Linked DNA regions of Homo sapiens: region 1 is linked to region 2. The links are chromatin contacts, found by Hi-C or POLR2A ChIA-PET in ENCODE. All regions are on one chromosome and are shown on one strand. The core of a region is the stretch at or near the end of the contact, and the rest is flanking DNA. Distances in the headings are between cores, read along the strand shown.

What was found. Hi-C counts contacts between places; a loop is a spot of excess contacts on that map. ChIA-PET counts read pairs that join two places held with the same protein, here RNA polymerase II (POLR2A). Pooled maps may share reads with other maps.
Region 1: a loop to region 2 is called in a map of naive thymus-derived CD4-positive, alpha-beta T cell, with 9 times the contacts of the local background. The contact joins the promoter of STAT4 here to the promoter of NAB1 in region 2. A Hi-C loop is called at or near these places in 2 of 168 maps with a recorded cell type or tissue (both naive thymus-derived CD4-positive, alpha-beta T cell) and 6 of 50 pooled maps. POLR2A ChIA-PET finds 5 or more read pairs at or near these places in 1 of 52 experiments (GM12878).

The regions. Positions count from the first base shown.
Region 1 is chr2:191,148,915-191,155,609 of GRCh38, reverse strand. STAT4 (signal transducer and activator of transcription 4) reads left to right here and starts at 4,616. Exons shown (of 24, transcript NM_003151.4): 1 at 4,616-4,663. RefSeq lists enhancers at 4,197-4,276, 4,407-4,456 and a silencer at 4,927-4,976.
Region 2 is chr2:190,646,206-190,653,782 of GRCh38, reverse strand. NAB1 (NGFI-A binding protein 1) reads right to left here and starts at 4,700. Exons shown (of 10, transcript NM_005966.4): 1 at 4,423-4,700; 2 at 3,801-3,937. It also overlaps a transcript of NEMP2 not described here. RefSeq lists silencers at 4,190-4,789, 4,800-5,169, 5,200-5,249, 5,330-5,379, 5,390-5,439.

The DNA.
Region 1 (6,695 bases), core at 3,367-5,866, 500 kb before region 2:
ACGCATCTTTCTGCGTGTACATATTGTCTGTCCAACCTCCAACTCCAGCTCACCCCAGTTTCCTCAGAACACTTAAGAGGGGAGAGGAGAAGTATGGTGATATCACAAAACTGAAACTAGCAAATGTTTATATTCTTTGTACAAAAATTGGGAGAAGGTGGAGCTGGTTTACCTCCCTTACAGCGGCAAGAGTGATATCCTCTCTCTTCCTCTCTCTGTTTCCCACAAAAGCAGCTCCACTGGGCAGAGTGGGAAAAGCACAATCAGAACCGATTTTGAATCCACCCTATCTTCTATTTACAACTGTGAACCTGCCTATCCCACCCAGACTCTCTTCATCTCCATTTCCGCTCTGTACAGCAAGGTGGCAGGGAAGCTGGAGGGTTAACCTGGTGAGTGCCAAAGTTACCCATAACTTGTTTATTATTCTATTATTAACAGCTATTGATTCAGCATTTAACCTGATCCCATTTCTTACATTATATCTTTGACTTTTCCCAGCAATTTCAGGTGGGACATAATATCCCCACTTTTATAGACAGGGAGTTTTGGGGTTAGAGAAGTTAGGTAACTTATATAACTTTGTGCCACTAGAAATTGACACACCAGAACTAGAAGCTACTTTTCTGAAAGTCTTTAATCTGGGATTTTCTTCTTAGCATGATGCAGCAAAAAATTAGATATAGGGCTTATCACCAGGGCAACTGGGTGGCTGTTTGAGAAAGGAGACAGGAATCTGTGGGGGCCTTTGAATTTGGAAAACCTTCCAGGGGTTTCATTTTAGCATTTGGTTTGTTCTTCATTTTACTTCGAATTTTTTTATGTCTTTGTCTCTGAGGGACTGACAAGGCCAGGGCCAGTGTAGGGTCAAGAAACTGCAGACCTGCTTATTTAGTTTTGATTCTAAAAAAGAGAAACAAATTGGACATAGAAGCGCCCTTTCTTAGATGTCTTCCTCCACTCATGAAATACAGAAGGAAGACAGAGGTTCAAGGCAGAAGATTTAACCAAGAAAAAAGTGCGTATTTGGGCAGAGAGTCCCTCATGATAGACATCTCTGGATAAACGAGTTACAGTTGGCAGCATATGGCAAATAGAGCAGAGGTTCTCTAAGTGTTACCTGCAGATCCCTGGGAGTGGTCCCCGAGATCTTTTTAGAGCATCTGCAAGGTTAAACTATTTTTATAATAATACTAATACAGTTTTGTCTTTTCACCCTGCTGACATTTGCACCAATGGTACCAAAGCAAAGGTGGGTGAAACTGTTGGGGCCTTAGCACAAAGCAAGGAAGTGGTGCCAAATTATACTAGCAGTTGTATATTTCACCACCATGCACTTACAATAAAATGCCAGTTTGACTTAAGAATGTTTTTGATGAAGCAGTAAAAATTATTAATTTTATTAAATCTCAGACCTTAAGTACACGTCTTTTTAATATTCTTTGTGATGAAATGGAAAAGGCACATATTAAAGGATGATGGTCATCTCGAGGAAAAGCACTTGCGTGATTGTTTGAGTTGCCAAGACGAGCCTGTCACTTTAAGGAAAACAACTGGTAGTATCTGCTGCCAATAATAAAACTGAGCTTTCAAGCAAAAATTAGAATTTGAGCTTGACTGCTTCCCAGTATTTAAAATACTTACATGATGAGATCAACATTGATATTACCTGACATGAATTTCTGAACACTGTATGATGAAATGTTGTATTCATTGTATGATGAAGTAGGCAGCATTTAGAAAATCTGCATACTTCAGTGGACCAATGTTTTTTAAATGACCAGTGTCTGACATTGCAAAATAATTTGTGGGTAATAGTTTCATTCAAAATATATACAACAAAAGATTTGAATGTAACAGTATACATAAAGTATATGTTTACATAAAGTATACATAAAGTATATGTTGATAAGGTTTCAGATTTCACAATGCAACTAGCCCTTCAGAAACTACCACTCATTGAGTTTTGATGTGGTATCAAAGAAGAATAATTATTTGAAAAGGTCATTATAATACTCCCCTTTTCCAACTACATAAATGTGTGAGTCCATACTTTCTTCAAATATGTCAACCAAAATAATACTTTGCAGCAGATTAAATGCAGAAACAGATATGAGAATCCAGCTGTCTTCTCTCAAACCAGACATTAAAGAGATTTTTAAAATGCCACTCTTCTCATTACGTTTTTCATGTTGGAAGATATATTTGTTTTTCTTAAAACATGTTTAACATGGAGTGGGTTTATTATTGTCATTTTGAAGGAATAAATACATATTTTAATTTTTTCTCAGATTTAAGTTTTAACACAGTAAATAAAAATTTCATCCAGAACAGTAATACACAAACATTCCTTGGGTTTGTCAACAATTTTTAAGGGAATAATGGTATCTTGAGAACAAAAGGTTTAAAAACTGCTGTGGAAGCCGCAAGGTAAGGCCCTGAAAAGGAGGAGGAGAACAAACTCTGTTTTGTACAGCAGGCACTCAACAATTGAATATGATAATGATAAGGACATGTAAAACCAGTGTGACTAACACTATGAGGCAGGAAGTGAAAAGTGCTAAATAAGTGGTCTAGATGTGCACTGTCCAACACGGCAGCCACTAGCCATATGTGGCTTGGAATGTGGCTAGTCCTAACTGACATGCCCTGTAAGTGCTAAATATACACCAGACTTCAGAGATTGAGTATGAAATAAGGAATGCAAAGTATCTTATTGATAATTTTTTATATTGATTATATGCCAAAATGTTAAGATTCTTGTATATATTGGGTTATTTACAATATTAAAATTAATTTCACCTGTGCTTTTTTCCTTTTTAATATGGCTATGAGAAAATTTACAATTACATATGTGGCTTACATTTTATTTCTCTTGGAGAGCGCTGGTTTGGACAGGAAGTATGAAGAATTTGGAGCAGGGAAACATTGCTGTGGGTTCAGGTCATCGGGAAGTCTTCACTGAGAACTATAGGATTTCACTAAGTAGGTAGGCTCAGGGAGGAATATCCAGTTGAAGAAAGCCTCGGTAGTGAAATATGAGGTTAATCTGGGCAGCTGAGGTGACTGCTTGGGTCACATCATGGGCTCTTATAGGGGAGAAAAGTTTCCTGGATAGGTTGGGACCAAACTGTACAGAACTTAAACTGCCAAGAATTTGGATTTTTTTCCTATAGGCAGTGACAGCTTCTCCAGAAGAAAATCAGACTTTGCTTAGTAGCTTATGGAATAGCCTGAAATTGGCACTTTCTTATGTAGGGTCAGAGCAGCATAAGCTCCTGGAAACTGCCTGCTCAACAAGCAGTGGGGACCAGGCCTACCTAACCAGGAAATTTACAGTGATATGGAAAGTGTGACTTTGGATTGATTGACCTATTTGGGGGTGGGTGGTAAGTTTAAGCACATGATAATGTCACCTGGGAGAGAAGAATCCAGAGGGTGTACCTGTGTGAAACCCGTCAGGGAAGAGGGAGGCAGGCCTTTCACCTTGGTATATTGCTCTAAGCATGTGTATAACCAAATTGAGTGACACTTTCTACCTTTCTTTCAGTCTGTCTGTCTGTCTTTATTTTTGTCTTTGTTTTACTATTTTTACTTTCTTAAACATTTTTATTGATTTTTTAATATACGGTGGGATTTTACTGTGTTGCCTGGGCTGGTCTCAAACTCCTGGGCTCAAGGAGTCCTTCCACTTCAGCCTCCCAAAGTGCTAGGATTACAGGTGTGAGCCACACGCCTGGACTTCTCTTTATTTTATTGAACCCCTACTGTGAATCAAGGGGTTAAGAGCTAACTACAAGGAGATGAAATGAAAAGACCACTGAAGTGGGAAGGGAAACACCTGGGCTATTATCGGGCTCCGTGGCTAACTTATTGAGTCCTCTTGGTCACCTCACTGGGTCTCTTCAGATATGAAAGAGGATTTAGCATTAGATGGGACCAAGACTTCCTCCAACTCTGTGATTCTAGAACAGGCTGATGTCACAAAGGGAGAAGAACGCACCGTAGCAACCAGGGGCAAGGCTACTCAAGGAGAGTAGGAGGAGGCTAGGTCAGGAAGGGCAAGCACTGGTGGCCTACCCAGGACTTGGCCCAACCCTCTGGGTCAGGTCACCCTCGTCGGAGTGAGCGGACCCCGCTGGAATTGGAGCCCAGTAAGGTCTATGAGTTTGGTGTTTTGATCCTGGCTACCCATCCCTTCCATCCCAGGGGTGGTTCACCAGGCTGAGTGGAGCCTTATACTAGGGAGAGAGGAAGCTGAAGAACTGGGCTCCAGGTAAGTAACTCTGCAGAGGATCTCAGATTGTCTAAGGAAACCACTGAAGAAAATGTATGCCCCGCCCCTCCCCTTTTTCCTGGCACTGCTGAGCCACCTGCAGTTGCGAGAGCCGCTGGGAGGGATAAGAGGGAAGAGGACGCCCGGTGAAGGGGCTCCAGCCTGGCAGTTTCTGCGTGTTAGCATTTCTAGAATAGAGTGGGTGGGAACTGACCCAAGTAAAGTCCCAGAGACTCGAACACTGACGCACAGGAAAGCCTCAAGTGGGAGGAGAAATGCAAATCCCCTACTGATGATGGCGTCAGCGGCTTTCTCCTAGGGACTGTGAGGGGCGCTTCTGACTTTGGACTTGAGCACTGCCTGGGACCTGTGCTGAGAGAGCGCTAGGTAAGTGGCCAGACCACACCTTCTGGCTGCCTCTTGTAAGGAGGACATGCTTATTATGCAGGATACTCTGAAGCTTTGCTTTCCCTTGGCGTTTTGACAATTGCTTCATTTTAACCTTCCTGAGGAGGCTTATTATAGAAGGAAGCGCCCGACTCCACGACCCACAGATGCGCCCTGGCACGGGTTCTCCGCGGAAACCGCTCCGCAGGCCCGCGCCACGGTGCCCGGGCGAATCTCCCTGCGGGGGCCAGGGGAGCTGCGGCGGCTGCGGAGGTGTGTCCTCGCGGAGGCTGAAAGTGAGCCCCTCTTCACTTTCTTAGCCAGCTTCTCTAGAGCTGTGATGTCTGACTTTAGATTAGCGTACCTGGATTTCAGAAAAAAGCTTGCAGCTACGGCAGCCGGTGACTGTGGCTTTGATGGGCGCGAGTGACATTTTAGGGCAGGTCATCTCCTTTTGCAAGCTACAGGCCACAGAGCCAAAGCGGCACCACCAGCTCACAGACGGTGGGACAAAATGCCCCTTTAGTGGGATCTTCTAGGAAATGCACGCAAAAAGGACAGACAGGCACTGAGTTTTCAGAAGCAACGTCACAGTTTTCATGAGAAAGAAGTAGCCCCTAGAGAGTGAAAGCAAAGAAACCTGCTGAAGGATGTCTAAAGGCGTTCCCAGAGGCTGCAATAGAAAATGTCCTAGGACTATGTATTCCTTCTTCTTCCTTTTTTCAGCTTTGAATTCAGCTCTCCGAAAGACTCAGATCTTAGTAGTGATTTTTTTCGGTGTTTATTTTTATTTTTTTTAATTTTCCTTTTATTTTCATTTGACACACAATTGTAAATATTTATGGAATATACAGTGATATTTCAATAAATATGAACAATGTGTTATGATCAAAGGATATTCAGCATATCCATCACCTCAAACATTTATCATTACTTTGTGTTGTGAACATTCAAAATCCTCTTAGCTTTTTGAAAATATACACTAAGTTATTGTTAACCATATTCATCCTAGTGTTACAGCACTAGAACTTATTCCTCCCATCTACCTGTAAGTTTTAGTTAGAAAATAGATTTTTCATCCAAATCATAGCGGGGGTTTAACAATAGTATGATGAAAAACTGTAATGCTATTTTCAACTCATGTTCTCTGTTGTCATTAACTAAAATAAATTGATAGATAGGACAATGTTGATAGTAGCATGAGAACAAATGTTCCAATTTTGTGTGGAATATATACACATCCGATGGAATATATATACATCCGATATCTGGAAAAACAAATGGTTCAGACTCAGGAAACCTCAGGTTGTCCCTTAGAAGCCTCACACATTAGGCAGGCGTCATTTCGCCTATTTGATCTTCAAGTTTTTCCTTTTTAAAGTTGACATACTACTTATATCCACCTACCATATTCATAGCAATGTCAGGAGTGCCACTCATTCTTCATTTAACAAGCATTGATTGAGCATTTACAATATGCCTAGAATTGTAAAGTGTAAAGGTTTTCATAAATATAAAATGATATGCAAATAAAACATTACTTCTTTTCCCACTTGCTTTCTCTTTAGCAAAACATTGGCAACACGTTTTTTTATAAATTTTAAGTCATTTACCAGGAGCTCAGGGAAAAGGTGCTCAAAATGATTCTACTTAAAACCCAAAGAATATGTATATGAAATATATGAAATTACCCTGGTGTTCTATAGGCAAAAGGAAACCTTAGCCTATCTATGAGATATGTTGAAATGTTATGGTGATTAATCATGTAAAAGGGGGTTTGGTGTTTTTACTTGACTTAGAATTGCTGAGAAAACAACCAAAAATTTGACTTTGGAAAACATAAAATGCTGTAATTTCAAGGAGGCAGCGTCATACTAATTTTCCTGAGTTAGGAAATATGTCTACAGCTTCTAAATTGGCCAGAGTGGGGTTACAAGGGGGAAATGCGTACTTTTCTTTTATGACAGGCTGCCAAATAGGTATCAAGTGTGGTTTCTTACTCCTTAAGTAACTTGAGGGTTTAACCACTATC
Region 2 (7,577 bases), core at 3,451-5,950:
GCCTTTTAAGAATTCAAGTTCAGTCATGAGATCCTAGGTCTTTTTCTTCTCTGTTCCTATAAATTAAACACGGTGTAAGTTATCATCAAATATCTATCTCATTAATGATCCATACACTCAAAGGGATTTATAATCACTATTCTTGCATCTTCTCCCCTCCATGCTATGGGAATCATTATTAGATACACATACACAAACATATATAGCAATACACATATGAACACACTTCCAGGAGTGGGAAGAAACCACGGGCAAAATCCTAGTAAGGCCTGACTTATTTATGCATAAGACTAGAAATTCCTTCCCCCAACACAGCCTGCAATTTTTACTTTAAAATTATCTGAGTTAATAGCAACCTCTTACAGACTTACAAAAAATGTGAAAAACCTTGGGAAGAGTTAAGAGCTCATGAGTCATTTACAGATAAAGGTAAATTAGTTCCATCAGATTGTTTTCTTCTTAACATCTAGACAAGATCTGATGCACATTAATGAAAGATTGAGATGGGAAATGGGGACAATGAAAATAGGAAATCTGAGGACAGAAAGACTACACTTAGAGCCTCTGAAGTATTCCAAGTTCAGGAGAGTATAGCTTGAAGGTACAGGGGCCTGAGAGAAGGGTGAAATGGGTACACGAGAGGCTGAAACAGAAAAGGTTTATAACAAACAAGAATTTGATTTAGGGAAGGATGAGCCTCTGTGTCAGGGGTGTCCAATCTTTTGGCTTCCCTGAGCCACACTGGAAGAAGAATTGTCTTGGGCCACACAAAAAATACACTAACGATAGCTGATAAGAAAGTTTATGCATTTGTGTTGGGCCGTATTCAAAGCCCTCCTGGGCTGCATGCAACCACAGGCCTCGGGTTGGACAAGCTTGCTCTATGCAATTAATTATTTTCGCTTTTATTCTCATCCTAGACCCAGAACTCAAGCTAAAATGATTAAATATAGTTCAGCTACACTTTATGGGTTACTTAAGATTGTAGGGTTGGCCTAGGTACTAACTCCCATGTATGTGTTTCAAGCTTCCAGTGATTTACCTAGGCACACATATTAGTAAGCATTCAGTGGTGTACCATATAAGTCAAGATACTTCTGGATCTTAGCTATGAATTAAATATATACCTTCTAATGAATTGACTGTAATTTGGGAAACTTAAAATGTTGTCTCTTATTGATTCGTTTCTAAATTCTGAATGGAATGAATGAAGCTGGAAAAAAATTTTAGAGACACCTTAAAATTTTAATAAAAATATTCAGTGTGAGGTTAAATTTACTTGCCAAAATTAGAAAAAACTAAACCAGATTTTGCTAAATGATAACTATGTATTTATTCATTTAACTATAGTAACAATAGGCAAATACTAGCATTTCGTACAATGGCTGGAAATTCTTAACCAACCAACCATCAAGTCATTCAACAAACATTAAGTACCCACTGAGCACAGAGTATGCAGGCAATATTTATAAGTTTTTTTCACCTTTTCAGAAGTTTCTCTGTAAAAATCATTAAATTAATATACCATGCAAATTAATGGGTCACCCCCTAAATACAATGTATTGAGAAATGACAAACTCTTTGAAAGCTTAATGGCATGTTTTAGCTGTGTGAATTCTCACAAGATGAGGATTACTATTTTTTCCAAGCATCAACTTGTCAAATTTCCCACTTGCTCCATTATTAAGTTTAAGGAGTATATTCTACTGTTGTATGAGTTATTGAACATGTCAGATCAGAAAGGGAATTTGCACTTAATATAACAATTGTACCATTCTTCATTCTACTGTTGAAAAGGATAAAAGAAGCAGGTAAGATAAAAATAAATCCAAAGCAAAGGGTCTAGCAATCTTCTATTATGCTCAAGTGGGTATTATTTATGCTATAATATGTTTAGCAAATTCCACAATGAAATATGCATAGACGGGTTGATTATACATTAGCATGATCTTAAACTGTTCAAAACATATTATAAAATGGTCACTTCCATCCAAAACACAGCTTTGCATTTAAAGGTAAATTTTACAAAGATTTCATTTCCAAAAATGTACATAAATAGCACTCACAAAAAACAGCTCCAGGCTTGTTATAATGGAATAAATGAGTCCTAAGTCTTAGGCCAATGAAACCTGACATAACTTCGGAGGCTAAGGTGGGATAATCCCTTGGCCCCAGGAGTTTGAGGCCAACCTGGGCAACACAGCGAGACCCCATGTCTATATTTTCTTTAGAAACTGACATACTTCTGTTTTCATCCAACCTGAACTTTAAATATTTAAAGTTCATTAACAAATTCATCAAAGATGTCCCCCAGTTTATAATTTCTTCTTTCAAAGAAGCATCCACAGTGCAAACCCCCAAAATCTTTAATAAACCAATAGGTTCTTAGCTATACCGTGATGAAAATACCTAATGCTTTCAGTGTTTCTCTAACAAGGAGAATAAACATCTATTAACTTTCTCATACGACAGTGGATGTTATTTGCCACTTACAAAAAAGAGATTACTCAACTGAATAATTTTGAAATAAGATGAGATAAAGTATTTTTTAGATAGATCAAGTTATTTACTAGACATATAAGCTTACTAAATGTCCTTGTAACAACCATAGTAATCCTAAGAATTTCTGTCATTTGAATTACATCCATAATTAGCAGGCAGAATAAAATAAAAATCTACAGTTCCTCAATGTTGTCATTATTACATTATTATTGATACCTTCACAAGTAACAAGAGACCATCAGAGTCGGGAAAAAAACATTTTTAATCTCGAAATGGCATATTAACTTTAGTGCAAAATGGTAAAAATAATAAAATTGAAACAAGAAAGCTTCTTCCAGAAGTTCCTTGAAATTTTCTTTCAAGACCTAATGTTCCAATATCTAATACCCAAATCAGGGATAAAAAAGGCTGACCTAGCCAGTCATCTACAAAGACTCAAGAAAACCCTTATTTGTATGTTAATACCGATGAAAAAATATAATCTTTTAAACTTAAAGATAATATTGTATGTCTTAAATGACACCAATATGGAGAAGAAAAAGCCTTTCATCTAAGAGCCACTTTTACTGGCACTCAGATTAGATCAGAAGCAGCTCTTTCAGGTCTTCAGGAAAAGCTCAATCTCCACCCAAAACAGAAAAAGCAAATCCTATGCATCCTCTCTCCTCATACTTCTTATAACCCACACACAAATTATGAAATATCATAATTCAGTATGTTGTTCAGGGAAAAATTTTCAAAAAAGTGAAAACCTAGGAAGGTAAGTCATTGCGTGAACACTTTTACAACAGCTAAGCATTTCCTACGTGACTAATCTATTTTAAATTCGGCTCCTCTGTTCCTATGCAATCTCATATTATCTATTAAAACTGCCAAAATATTTTTAAACAAGATCTGAGAATTCCTCTTTCAGCTTCTGATCTTTGCACTCTTTGAGTTGGCAGACACGTCACTGGCAAACCAACTGGTAGTGACAAGTTACTCCAAATCGACTCTTTCAGATGAAATTTTAAATTAACAGCCATCCCAAAATTTTCCGTGCCTCCCGAATCTCAGGGAGCGAGGTGTAAGTACATGCAAGTCTACGATTCCTCCCGATCACTCGCTGCAAAGCTTGGTCTGCAGAATCGACAAATGTATATTCCATCTCAACTATCCCTTTCCCCGAGATCCTGCAACATTCAGGCTTAACAGAAGTGTCATTTCCTATCTCAAGCTTTGGAAGCTCTGAGTTTGCAGACCACAAAGATTTGATAGTATTTTCAGTGTTTCTCCATGATAAGGTCACACACACACACCTCTATATCCAACGCTTGTATGTCCCACATGTGTTTCCAAATTCCTCATCGGCCTTAGAGACACAAAGAGTTTCTGGCTTCCCTGCACCTCAGCGCCAAGTTTCTGTAAGCCACTTCCATGTAAAACTCTCCTTCCGCTTTTAAAAAGAAAACTACATTCGGAAAGGGAAGATACCCAAGAAGAAAATCGAGACGGTAAGTGCAGCACTTTTATAAAGTAAACAAACAAAAAGACTGCCCTGACGAAGGTGGCTGCAAAACTCTGGGGCCGGCGCGCACAACCCACATCGCACACCCCCAGAGCGCCGTGTGACGCCCCCAGCCCCGTTAGCAAAACGGACTCGGCACCCCAACCTTTCTCGGAGGGAAAATGCACGAGTCAGGGCCGCGCTCCCCGCCGCCCTGGCACACAGAATGTCTCCGGGAATCGCCCACACGAGCCCGGGGCCGCCCTCTCCTTCCGGCGGCGGCCGCGCGGAGCCCGCTTCCCCCGGACACCGCCCCCAAAGTGCCCGCGTGGCCCCGCGACTCAGCCGCCCCAAGTTCGCCCGTGGCCGCTCAGCCGCGAAAGTGTCCCGCACTTGGCGGACCGGGAGTGGCGACCGTCCGCTCCGGTACGTACTCAGCCAGCGGCTGCAGCGGTCTTGGCGCGCTCTCCCCGAGGACTGCTCAGCCCCAACTCCGAAGCGACGGCCCCCGGCTCTCCCTCCTCTGGCGGCTGCAGGAGCCGGGACGCCCCCGCTCCCATCGAGGGGGGAAGGGAAGGTGGTGGGCGCGCTCTCTCTGCTCCCCCCCACCTCGGGCCCGCCGCTTCTTCCCGCCCACCCGCCCCGACGGCGCTCGCTTGGCCGCGGCGGCGGCGGCGGCTCCTCCAGGCTGCGGCGCGCGGGCGGCGGCGGCGGCGGCAGCGCCTCCCCCGCCGCGCCTTGCCCTCCCCTCCCCTGCCTTCCCCGCGCGCGCTACACCCTCCTCCCCCTCCCCCGCCCGCCTCCGCCGCCTCCACTCCCCCACCCCGCGCTGTCACATTGGGAGATTCCGCTCTTGCTACATTCGCCGCTCCGGCTCCCGCCCACGCGCGGCCGAGTGACGCAGATCCCGGCGTGGGCCGCCGCCGGGCGGGGGCGGGGGCGGCCGCTGGGCCCGGGGCTCGGCCCCTTCCCGCCGCCCCCTCCGCGGAATCCGGAGGACGGCCCATTCACACGGCAGCTGGGAGGAACCAAGTGGGCGCCGGGAGTGGGCGGCTCCCGCGAGTCCCGCTCCGGGCGCGGGGAGGGGACGACAAAGAGGGAGACGGGTGGGGAACGCCGCCTCCGGCCTGCTCTCCAGCTGCGGAGTGAACTGGGAAGGTTTGCAATTAAAAAAAAAAAATTATGTGTGAGGTTCCCGATATAGTATTTCAAAGAGCACACCCGCCAAATCCAACATCCTCTAGGAGGCTGACTTTAAAAAAAAAAAAAAAAAAAAAACAACAGCGCGCCGGGCTCCCCTGGCCCCCGCAGGCTCGGGGCAGAGGCGGGGAGGCAGGTGGTCCAGGTGCGCCCCTGCCCGGGGGGGCGAGGCGTCCGGCGGGAAGGCTGCAGCGACCGCATGGAGGAAGGGGCGGCAGGTGCGCGGCGCTGGAAGAACCGGCGGCTGGGAGAGCATCTCTGCCTCGCCCATCTTGCCCCCTCCCCACCTCCGCTCTGGCGTTGGGACGGGAGGAGGAGGGAGGAATGGAACCAGGGAGTCCGAAGTACAGCTTTGACAACTGTCGCGCTGGCCGGGTAATTTAATTCCAACCTTTTTAACCTCCTGAAAATCTGCCTTTTATTTTACTGTTTAATGTTTTTTGTGTCCATGGTGTAGAAAAACTACGGCGCTAGTATAGTGCTGGTGTGTGCTAAATTAGAGTTCCCAAGGCACAATATAGAATTTTTTGGTTTGCATAAACTTTGCTAACCAAAGTATTAAAGCACCTTCAAAAATGTACTTAGGCTGGCCAGGGCTCACGCCTGTAATGCCAGCACTGTGGGAGGCCGAGGCGGGCGGATCACCTGAGGTCCGGAGTTGGACACCAGCCTGGCTAACGTGGTGAAATCCCGTCTCTACAAAAAATACAAAATTAGCCGGGCGTGGTGGCGCATGCCTGACATCCCAGCTGCTTGGGAGGCTGAGGCGGGAGAATAGCTTGAACCCGGGAGGCGGAGGTTGCAGTGAGCCAAGATCGTGCCATTGCACTCCAGCTTGGGCAACAAGAGCGAAACTCAGTCTCAAAAAAAAAAAAAAAAAAAAAGAAGAAGAAGAAAAATGTACTTAAGCTATTGCCAAAAAAATTTTGGAAGTCTGTTTTTTAAATCTATATTTCAATTCTTTGCAAAAAGTGGAAAAATTAAAGAATTTTAGCATTGTGTTCTTGAAGATTAGAGAGCATTCATTAATATAAAACTACTGCAAAGACAGGTAGAATCCCATTTTAACATACACATAAAAATCAAGTTTTATAGGAGGCCATTCCCACACCCTGGCTGGCCTCCCAGAGTGTGCCTACTTCGCTGATGGGGATACAAGGCATTCTTTGAGATGGGAAATTCTTCAAACCACATCTTTATGTTGCAGCAAGGGATAGGATGATGATGATGATATTGAAAGAAAAAGACTTTAATAAAGTACAGAACCTTTTTTTTTCTTTTTGCGAAATCATGTTATAGAAATGAGTAATGCCGCAATGGAATACATATAATTAAAGTTAAATCTTTTTCTTCAGTATTAGTGACAGGTTTTGTCTGGAGTAGTTGAGTTGATATTTCAAATGAATAAGTCTGCTTAATTCCTGAAATTCTTTAACTGCAGAAATCACTGCTGGAAGTTTCTCTTAGTCTCCCTAATTGTCACGGTTTTTGCAGCTGTGGATCCTGTTCTACTAAAGAGAAAGTTAGATGGTCATGTTAAAGACGATTTAGGCAATTTCTTGGTTGGTGGGGAAGGTAATGTTCAGGCAACGAAATCTGCAAAATTCTCTTCTAATTCCTCTATGGAATCTTGATGTTTTGCAAACACTCTTGGTTCTGAAAGCTAGAAAAAAAGAACTTTTTTCCGTAAAGATGTATAATCACGGATTCATGAGTCACGAAATGAGTGGTCTTACCTGAACTATTGAGCCTTCTAGTGGAATTGTTTCCAGAGTTGGAAGAAACAACATTAAATCCTCTTCCCAAGCTTGTCTGTGTCTGGCTGAACATGATGCTGAAAAGGAAATGTGTCAGGACAGATACTTTTTCTTCTGAGTTGTATCTGGTTTCTACAGTTAAACAGTGGAATCTATCCTTGTTTGTTTTCTGGGCACATTTAGATAGTGTATTCTTCCCACATTAAGAATGGCATTTTTGGCCCACTTTACTTTGCCTTAAATGCCCTGTGGTGCTGGGGGAAGTGGTGGGAGGAAGGAAAATGAAGGAAAGATAAAATTTTAAGCTTTTAAGCATCCAATTCTGTATGTCTGTATGACAACACTGTAGTCAATATGGTAGCTCAAAAAGAACTGAAGCATTCGCCTGTATCTGAGTCAAGTCAGACGATGGATTCTTTTTTTCCACCTTACCAGGTTTTGTCACTCATGCCATCCCTAATACCTCCTCCCGACTCCAGCACACACACAGTCTTCTCCCACTCCCACGCCCTGAGGATTTGTTAGAGGAAAGCAAAGAGATTCACATTCCATCCTGGAAGGTAACAATTATGGTGTCTGATTATCCTCTGAAGGCCCTCTGGAAGAGATCAAACAGTTTCAAGGCTTTAGAG